Regions from separate parts of the Homo sapiens genome. Here region 1 is linked to region 2. Evidence: read pairs that join two places in POLR2A ChIA-PET (ENCODE). Cell type or tissue: OCI-LY7. All regions are shown on one strand. Links, peaks and the distances in the headings refer to the core of each region. The heading gives the core; the rest is flanking DNA. Region 1 overlaps LRBA (LPS responsive beige-like anchor protein). Region 2 overlaps LRBA (LPS responsive beige-like anchor protein).

Region 1 (5,388 bases), core at 55-5,054, 150 kb before region 2:
GAGAAAGAACTCTCATGGCAAAAGCTGGTGTAAGCGAGATATTAAGACACAAATTGCATTCAGGCAGGTCACTAGGTGTCAAAAGATATTAGATGCCTGCTGTGAGGAAACAACAATTCCCATCTGCCTCTGAGAAAATAATATTTTCATTTTCAGTTTTTATTGAATGGAAACTTTTGGGAATATGTCTTTATAAAGGGTATTAAGTCTACCAACTATAACATGTTCAAAATGGCTATAATCATCATTGTGTTATCCATAAAGCAGCAGATTTCATTTGGTCTCTTTAGATGGGATAAATTGGATTCTTTTTTCCCCGGCTTGCAGTTTTGTCGCAGGACCAGATGTTTCTCAAATGCCACATGCTGAGGCTCCTATACTGAATGTAGCACCTGACCTTCTCTATAATTGACTAAAAATATTGATGTAATGGCATGGGTCTGATTGTGATTTATTAAAACCACTGCCGATCCCAGGCCAGCTGCCAGCATTGCAGCCCACTGATCGTGTGGCATTAGAAAAGCCATCAATAGTGAAACAAAATAAATGACATTAATGGGAAAGTATCAGGCCTACATAACCATGGCTACAAGCAAATTACGTGGATTCCAAAGGAGGGTCAAAATAAAAAAAATGCCACAAATGAAATTTCTAAATATTCTAATATGATTGAGTTAAAAGACAAAATGCTACTATAATTCTTTAGATAAAATGCAAAGAAATTATACTTAATTTAATCCTCTTCACTAGAATTTTGCTCATTGTGCATATTTCTTTTAGCAGGCTTAGCATAGTTAAATGCATTACAGCTACAGTATGACTCTGATTTCTCTCTAATGCCATTTATGTTTTCTAGAATTATGCTAAGTGAAGAACAAAGTACACTGTGTTATTCCCATTTATTACAACCATGTCCATAATTTACAAGCTGATTATGCAAGCCTCATACAAGGGAAATCAGAGAATAGTTAACCACTGTCAAAGTATGGTGAGCCAGCATACATTTTTGTCAGCTACATTTTCTTACATGGACCTTAAAAGGAACATTAAGATCCACACTTCACATTATTGGGAATTAATATTGAAAAGGACTATTTAAAGATAATTTTTAAAAATGCATTAGGGAGAAACCAGGTATTCTAAATAAGTAACAGTTGAATATGATACAGAACTAAATATAATGACAAAGAAATATGAACATACAGGCAATGTGCTTTGTTACATATTGTTTTTTAATGTAAGATGAGATTTATAGAGAGGAAAATATTAATTTAATCATGTCCATTTTGTGATGGTACATCCTTTCTTGTTGTTCTGAATTTAAAATGTACACATTAGAAAGCTAATAATTTGACAGCTATTTTCATTTGAGAGGAAAAAGTAAGAGATATTTTGTTCTGTGGACTTGCAGAAATATTAAAATTTCAAAATTTATTTCAGTTGTTTCTGGCTTAATGAATAATAGAGTTGATACCTTAGAACAACTCTATTACTGAAACACTAATTATTTCTAGATAAATACATTTCATGGTCCATTTAGCTCTCCAAGATATTTTATTACACCAAAATCACTTCAGGAAAACTATGTTTTCCTTTTGATACCACATGTATATACTATGCTATACAAAGGTACAGCTATCAACAGAAAGAATTTTGATCCCATCAAAATAACCCATGAAACGCTTGACATAAGTTATCTAAATGTGTTTATTTTAAAACTGCAAAACCTTTTGGGTGAAAAGAATAACTTTTTAAAAAGATTCAACAAATGCACATTGGGTTCCTACTGTGTGTCAGGCACTATGCATCAGAGTAATATCCTAATTCATTCAGTATCTGATGTCAAAATGATATCAAATCTGTAATAATAAAGCACTTTGAAACTCTAAAACCCTCAATACAACACTCCTCCATTCTCCTCGCCATGGGCTTTTAGATGTTGCAAGATAAGGCACCAGAGATCACTGACCCATGAATAGATGTTATTTCCATAACCACTCTTGCACCTGCAGATCAACTGAAATAACATTAAAACAAACAAACAAACATGGTTCCTGTTGGCTGTCCTTTTGATCTCAAGACCTTGACTTGCCTTTCTTTCTCTGAATATCAAAAATTAGGTACCCAGAAATATAATTCATTATATGCAAATATTCTTTGTAATAAATATCACACGCTACATTTATTCTATATTAGTGAATACTTTATACAAATAGCTTTCAATGCAAATTTTTGAAGTTTACTTTTCTAAAAGTTAAAATTTTTTTCTTTATACTGGAAAATTTCTAACACTGGATTTTGATGTCTGATAGACACATAAGTTGATTAAAACACAAATGGAAGCAAATTACACTCTTATATAATATACAAGTAATTTACTATTTTTGTTTTTGTTGTCTTCTAGAAAAAGTTGGTCAAAAATTAGAAATTAAAATATAATGTTTTCTAATAGCAAAATAAAAACTTTCTGTCATTAACTTTACTTAAAAGAGTCAACACATGTTCCTGAAATTTGTAGCATAAAATATTTCATGGAGGATATATAATTTGTCCAAGTTCCTTAGTCTTAAAGGCAATTTAATTAATTTCTATAAAGTAAAATCAACAACAGCATGTCCAGTTTGGCTATCTTAAAAGAAGGTAGATATATTGAGTAAAACTTTAAAGAAGGCATTTAACCAAGTTTATCATCACAGTCCTGAAATTTGCAACATAAGAAAAAAAATCATTTTATTGTATTTTCAAAATTATACTTTGAAAATATGGTTACTTTCAAATAACTAAAAAATATAAAAAGAGCATAGTTTTTTAAAATAAAATGTTATATACGTAAAAATTTGGCTATAAGTGTAGATAGTAAGATAGTTTAACTGCTTCCCTTAAGAATTCATTTCAAAAGGAGTAAGTAGATAAAGCAAATATGATTTTGGAAGTAGTTGAGGAAACTGATCTACAAAGATCCATAATTGTACACATACTGATTGGATAAATATGGATCTATAAAGATCCATAATTGTACCCATACTGATTTTCTCCTTCCCTTTGGCTTTAAATTCATAGAGATGATGAAAGACAAAATTAAATTACTCTCTTCTTCATCTGGCTTTGATCATATCCAAAGTCATTTATCTAAACCTAAGCCATCTACAGAAAATCAGTGGCCAAATCCTAAAGGTATCCCTTTACCTCACTGCAGAATTTCCCCAGGCTCCATGCTTGTCTGTGAGAATGTTGATAATTTTCTGGATTAGTTGAGTTGCTGTCACGTGGTCACGATATTTTGCTGCTCTTATCAAATGATCACACATCTTCTCATCTTCTCGTTTGTCTGCAGAATACTGGGCACACAGTGACTTGGAGAGAAAAAAAAATAATACTATAAAAAATGTGAAAAAAACCTTTAAAATCCATTATGAAATAATCTTTACCCTAAATCAAAACAACCAAAATTTTAAATCTACTTTTACATTCCTCATTCACCTAACTGAGATTTAGTGATCTGCTGTCTCAATAAAACATCCCACAAGAATTTACTTCTGTGAAGTCAATCATGAGATACACTCAGAAGTGGTAAACATTCAAGTAGAGACCTGAACAATGAGACAAAGACAGTCTTGTAAGAAGCAGGGGCCCAGCACGACAAACAGCATGAAGTGAAGTTGCAAAGGACTTGAGACATAGTGAATAAGGAGAATAATGGTTAAGAAATAATTTTCAAAAGGCAGGCCAGGGCTACATCATTTGTATTATGGTAAGGAGTTTAGATTTTATTCAAATGTAATGGAATCCCAGAGGAAAGTTTTACGCAGTGAAGTGATAAATTTACATATTAAAATGATCATATAGCTGCTATTTAGAGAATGGATTGTAGTGGGACAAGAGAAGTGAAGTTGGCAGTTATGAGGCCACTGCACAGGGCCAGAAAAGAGACAATAGCAGCTTACAATAGTAAATTGAGCTAGTTCTAAATACCTTTAGAACATGAAACTGTTTGGTCTTTTAAGTCCTAGCAAAATGTACCAAGAGCTCTGGGATTGCCTGGGATCTTATTTCAAATGCAGAGTCTCAGGCCCCACCCCAAATCTATTCATTTTGTGTTTGAATTTTAATTCCCAGGCAATTTATATACATCAAAGTCTGAAAAGTACTGTCTTAGATATCATCAATTTTACCAAAAAACACCTTAGAATTATTTGTCAGTAATCAGATACACTATAATTGCTAGTCTCCAAAATGCTTATTTCTCTTCTTTTGGAATTCGGATACTTGTGGTGTCATGTTTATGATACTGTAGTTAAGGCATTGTTTAAAATAAGAAAACAAAGATGGATGTAGACTTGGTCCTTTGTTCTATTCAGTGTCTACTGGAGTCCTCTCCCCCACCCCCACACACATATCCTTTGATAGATAAGTAACATAAACTTGATGTTGGGATAAATATTTCTAGTTTACATACGGAATATGCATTGTGGATGCTTGCCTCTCCTACAGTATACCAGTTTCGATAGATTGCTGCCACGCACTACTCCCACCACCACCCCAGCAACAAATAGGAGTCCTGATTGTCCTGAACCAATCGTAATAATCACACCCACACTGGCAAACTGGATTAGGGAAGGACACTTGATGTAACTGGTACAGGTAGGGCAAAGTTCAAGATTTAGTTGGACAGTTGGTTCCCTCCTTCCTCTCAAGGTGTAAAAGAAGCAGCAAATTCTAGGAGTATTGGAAGCTCTCTGTACCATGAGGGAAGCTGGCCTGAAGATATGGCCAAAATGAGAGCAGAACTATGAAAATTGTAGAAAAACAGAGCTCACTCCAGAATCATGAACTTCCAGATCAATCAAATTCTCAAGACCAGCCAACCCCTATGAGACTTTTTAAAGATTTTTTTTTAAGAGCCAATAAACTCCTGCTCATTGTAAACCAGTAAAAACATCCAAAAAAATTGGTTTTTTTTGTTCCTTACACCAAAAGCAATTCATCCTTTGCATGGTGTATATGTACATGCATAAGGAATCAAATATATATATATATATATATATATATATATATATTTTTTTTTTTTTTTTTTTTTTTTTTTTTTGAGACAGTCTTGCTCTGTCGCCCAGGCTGGAGTGCAGTGGCGTGATCTTCTTGGCTCACTGCAACCTCCGCCTCCTGGGTTCAAGCAATTCTCCTGCCTCGACCTCCCGAGTAGCTGGGACTACAGGTGCACGCCACCACACCCAGCTAATTTTTTTGTATTTTAGTAGAGATGGGGTTTCACTGTGTTGCCCAGGCTGGTCTTGAATTCCTGAGCTCTGGCAATCCACCTGCCTCGGCCTCCAAAAGTGCTGCGATTACAGGCGTGAGCCACCGCGCCTGGCCAAGAATCAAATATCTTAG
Region 2 (5,388 bases), core at 186-5,185:
AACTGAAGTCATTATATGTCAAATTTAAGTAAAAAAGAATCTAAGGCTAGATTTAATGCCAGCAAAGGATGATCAAGATAACAGGAGAAGCAGCTTCTGCCAACCAAGAGGCAACAGATGAGTTCCTAGACATCAAGAAAATCATTTAGAAGAAAGGACCAGCCCAGTCAGGTTTTTAATGCAGACAAACGTAACCTATTTGGGATGGGGGGGAAGCCACAAAGGATATTTATTAGCAAGGAAGAGAAGTGAGCACTAGGATTTATGGCAGGAAGAGATAGGCTAACTCTACTGTTTTGTGCAAATGCAGTTGGGTTTATGATCATGACTGCCCTTATCTATTAATATAAAGCTGCTAACCCCTGAGCCTTGAAAGGAAAACACAAACACCAGCTGCAAGTCTGTTGGTTGTACAAGAAGGCCTGGACAAAAAGAATCCTTTTTCTGGATTGGTTCTATTGATACTTTGTCCCTAAAGTCAGGAAGTACCTTATCAGTAAGAGATTAACTTTTAAAGTTCTTTTACAATTGGACAATGCTCCTGACCACCCAGAGCTTCATGAGTTCAACACTGAGGGTGTTGAAGTGGTCTAACTGCCCTCAAACGCAACTTCTCTAATTCAGCCTCTAGAACAGGAGGTCACAAGGACCTTTATGGTTCATTACACATGGCATTCTTAGGAAACAACTGTCAACACTATGGAAGAGAACCCAACAGAACATCGTGAAAGTCTAGAAGGATTATACCACTGAGGATCACTGTTACAGAAAAAGCTGTGGAAACCATCAAGTTTGAAACAATAAATTCCTCCTAGAGAAGACTGTGTTTCTAGGTGTTGTGCATGACTCCACAGGATTTCTGACAGAACTAATCAAGGAAATCATGAGAGACTATAGATATGACAAAAAGGTGAGGGGTGAAGGGTTTCAAGATATGAATCTCAGAGAAATTCAAGAACTAACAGATACCACAAGAACAGAAGGATCAACAGAGGGAAAACAATTTGACGGAGACAAGAACATCCAAACCACTATTAGATGAGGAAGACATAGAAGAAGCAGTACCAGAAAATGAACTGACATTAGACAATCTGGCAGAAGGGTTCTAATGATTCAAGACTGCTTTTAACTTCTTTTATGACATTCACCCTTCTATGATACAGGCACTGAAACTAAAGCAAATGGTGAAAGAAGGGTTTGTACCACATAGAAACATTTTTAGACAAATAAAAAAGCAAAAAGGTCAGAAAGAAATTCCAGTGCATTTCTGTAAATTTACACCAAGTGTGTCTGCCTCTCCTGCTTCCCCTTTCACTTTCTCCAACTCTGCTACCTCAACTGCCCCTGAGATACTAAAATCAACCTCTTCTCTTCCTCCTCCTCAGCATACTCAACATGAAGACAAGAAAGATGAAGATCTTTATGATGATTCGCTTCACCTGATGAACAGTAATATATTTTTTTCTTCCTTATGATTTCTTTTTTTTTCTTTTTTTTTTTTTAGACAGAGTTTCGCTCTTCTTGCCCAGGCTGGAGTGCAATGGTGCGATCTCAGCTCATTGCAACCACTGCCCCTCCTGGGTTCAAGCGATTCTCCTGCCTCAGCCTCTGGAGTAGCCTGGATTACAGGCACACCCCACCATGCCCAGCTAATTTTTGTATTTTTAGTAGAGACTGGGTTTCACCATGTTGGTCAGGCTGGTCTCGAACTCCTGACCTCAGGTGATCCACACACTTCAACCTCCCAAAATGCTGGGATTACAGATGTGAGCCACTGCACCTGGCCTTCCTTATGATTTTCTTAATAACATGTTCTTTTTTTCTAGCTTACCTTACTGTAAGATTACAGTATATAATACATATAACAATCAAAATATGTGTGAATCAACTGTTTATGTTATCAGTAAAGTTTCTGATCAACATAAGCTATTGGTAGTTAAGTTCTGAGGGAGTGAAAAGTTATATGTGGATTTTCGGCTACACAGGGCGTCATCATCCCTAACCCCCATGTTGTTCAAGGGTCAGATGTAGAAACATACCAAAACGAAAAACTATTATCAGTACCTGTCAAAAGATCTGAACTGCACGGGTTGTTCCACAGATAGATCACCAAGGGCTCCAAGGCAGGCTGGTGGCAGAAGGGCAGGATCCACTGTGACTCCATCTGCTGGTATGTTAACCAAGCTTCGGAGAATGTCTTTCACATTGACGTTTTTTGAAACTGAAACTGACGGTGTAGCCTTAGTGTCCAAGTCATTTCCTCTATCATTTTTGGTTTCCGGAGACTTATTGACTTCTAAAGAAAGAGTAGATAGCACCTCGCTGATTGCATCTGGGCCTGCACTGACACCAGGAGGTGCTGTGTGAGGAGTTACTTCCACATGGCTTCCTAAACCAGTGGCTGTTTCTTCCCCAATGCCTGAGTCCCTCCTTCGAGCAGATGATGTGCTTTCAGATTCTTCCACTGATGCCGTAGTTAAAGTGCTGAATGCTGCTGGTGTGATTTCTATATCATACCCAGAAACACAAGAAATAAACAAACAAAAGTTTAGAACTAATTTTTAAAAGGTATATTCTGTTTTAATAGCTATCTACTGTTTTGAATTATGAAATACATCATGTTCTAAAAAAGCAAAAACTAATTACGTATTCTACAGAATGTACTGAGTGGGTGCACCTATTATCAAGACAGATGGTATAATAAAATAAATAATAAAATACTTGCAAAAATGATCTAAAGTAATGGGTAGCAACACAAGGTTGAAAGTCATTGGCCTGTAAGAAAAAGTCTATAATCTTTTTTGGGGGTGTGTGTGTGTGTGTGTGTGTGTGTGTGTGTGTGTGTGTGTCAGTCTGTTGCCCAGGCTGAAGTGCAGTGGTGTGACCTAGGCTCACTGCAGCCTTGACCTCCTGGGCTCAGGCGATCCTCCCACCTAAGCCTCTCAAGTAGCTGAGACTACAGGTATGTGCTACCACGTCTGGCTAATTTTTCTATTTTTTTGTAGAGATGAGGTTTCACCATGTTGCCCAGGCTGGTCTCAAACTCCTGAGCTCAAGCAATCTACCTGCCTCGGCCTCCCAAAGTGCTAGGATTATAGGCATGCACCACCATGCCTGGCCCAAGTCCGCAATCTTTAGGATAAAATAAAAAGCTCTACCTCAAACATGGTTACTGCAGCTGGAAAACTTGTTACCCCTTCTACGTGCATAAATAATTCAATGATCCTTAAAATCCAGTTCAACAAGGAACACCTCCTTTTCTCTCTTTTAATTCTCACTCCCTTTAATCAGGGTTTCAACCCATTCTAGCAAAAATAGTCTTATCAAGGTCACCAAAAAATCTGCATCTTGCTAACTCCAATGGTCAGTGTTCAGTCCTAATAGGACTTCACATAACAGCAACAGCTGATTATTCCCTCCAACTAGACAATGCTTCCTTTCCTCGGCTTTCAGGACACCATTCTCTTTTTGTTTTCCTTGTACTACTTCACTGACTGTTCCTTCTTAACATCCTTCACCTCTTTTTCTCCCTGATTTCTTAAGTTGGAGGGACACAAGGTTCAGTCCTTGTTCCTCTTATGTTCTCTGTCTGCATTTAGTCCCTTCGTGGTATCATTCATTCTCCAAGTTTTAAATACCACTATATTTCCCCACCAAAAAACTCAAACTATTAAATATAACTGCTACCCTACAACTTATCTTACATGTCTAAAAAAACCTCTCAAACTCAACATGCTGAAAACTGAATTTCTTCTCTTTTTATCTTTCCCTGAAAATCTCTTTCACCTTTAATCTACTCCACTGTACCTTGTAATCATTTTTGACTACCTTTTTCATTCACAAAATGCACACCTAATGTTTTAAAATTCTGTTTTTTCTACCACTAAAACATATTCAGAATCTGACTGCCTCTCACCATCTCTAGTTACCAACCTAATCCAACCCACCATAACCTCTTGCCTGGATTACTGATTACTGCAATATCCTCCTTCCTAACTGTTGTGGAAGAGGGTTGTTTTAATAATCCTACTGCCCCATGTCTCCTGGTATGCATCCCTTGACAAGCCCTTGAATCTGGACTAGGCTTGACTGACAATAACCCACAGGATCTGGCAAAAGCAGCAGTGGGCCAGTATTTGGCCCACGTTTTAAGGTCTGGCAGCTCTTGCATTCCCAGAATCTCTGAACATCTCTGTAAGAAGTGTGGCTTATTTCTGATCTACCTTGCTGGAAAGAACATGTAGAGAGACGATATGGAGACAGAGATGCTCTCCAAACTAATGAAGGAAACCAGGAACTCAGTTGAGAACAAGTATCAAGGCTGCAGACACACAACCCCAGCTCAGCTGTTTTAGTCAGTCAGTCTCAGCTCTTGGAGCCATCCCACCTGAGGCACTATATATACTATTAGAAAAGTCATCTTAGATTTTCCAGACCCAGCAAACATCATCTGAAACAGGGATAAACCATGCCCACCGTGCCCTATCCAAATCTAACTCAAGAAATCATGAAGGAAAGATTAAAATGGTTATGGTCTTAGGACACTAAGTGCAGGGTAAGGTATTAAACAGCAGTACCCAGCCAAAAACACTGATTATCCTTGCCCTCTACGCTATATCCTCTACACAGAATACAGAGTTACTTTTTTTTTTTTTTTTTTTTTTGGAAACGGAGTCTCACTCTGTCACCCAGGCTGGAGTTGTTGTGGTGGGATCTCTGCTCACTGCAACCTCTGCCTCCCAAGTTCAAGCGATTCTCCTGCCTCAGCTTCCTAAGTAGCTGGGATTACAGGCACCCACCACCATGCCTGGCTAATTTTTTGTATTTTTAGTAGAGATAGGGTTTTACCATGTTGGCCAGGATGGTCTCCAACTCCTGACCTCAAGTGATCCAGCTGCCTCGGCTTCCCAAAGTGCTGGGATTACTGGCGTGAACTACCAAGCCCAGCCCAGAGGTACTTTTTAAAACATAAATTGTAACTCCTGTACTCAAGACCCTCCAATGAGTTCTCATTTCCCTCAAAGAGAAATCCATACCCAATTACTCCTGGTCATTCCTGATATTTTTACCATCTTTATTACTTTCTTTTTTTTTTTTTTTAGCACTTTCACCACCTTCTAAAATACTACACAATCTACTTATAGCATGTAGATATTTTCTATCTCCTCCCATTAGAATATAAGCTCCATAAGGAAACAGATTTTTTGTTTTGTTTTAGTCATGAATATATACCCAAGTATCCAGTAGATATTGAATGAATATCGAGTGAATAATAAATTGCCTCCTTTGGGTGGTAGCTACTTCTATAATTGCAACAGCTACTTAACTAACTATACTTTTATAACTGGAAGCTACTTTTAATACTCCAATTATTGCAGTTACTTGTTA

The links. ChIA-PET counts read pairs that join two places held together with the same protein. Peaks named below come from ENCODE experiments on the same cell type or tissue, not always from the same donor. Only the 100,000 strongest peaks of a DNase experiment are listed, where the experiment ranks them.
Region 1: POLR2A ChIA-PET joins it to region 2 with 6 read pairs; 2 of 35 experiments call an interaction of 5 or more read pairs at or near these places.

The regions. Positions count from the first base shown.
Region 1 is chr4:150,680,365-150,685,752 of GRCh38, forward strand. It overlaps LRBA (LPS responsive beige-like anchor protein), which reads right to left. Exons shown (of 57, transcript NM_001364905.1): 37 at 3,187-3,353. Among named protein-coding and RNA genes, the nearest start is that of MAB21L2, 100 kb to the left of the region's middle. In OCI-LY7, for the core only: no CTCF peak of the experiment used is centred there; a DNase peak (open chromatin) is centred at 1,977; H3K4me3 peaks cover 410 bases; H3K27ac peaks cover 1,364 bases.
Region 2 is chr4:150,826,116-150,831,503 of GRCh38, forward strand. It overlaps LRBA (LPS responsive beige-like anchor protein), which reads right to left. Exons shown (of 57, transcript NM_001364905.1): 30 at 2,065-2,506. Among named protein-coding and RNA genes, the nearest start is that of LRBA, 190 kb to the right of the region's middle. In OCI-LY7, for the core only: no CTCF peak of the experiment used is centred there; no DNase peak of the experiment used is centred there.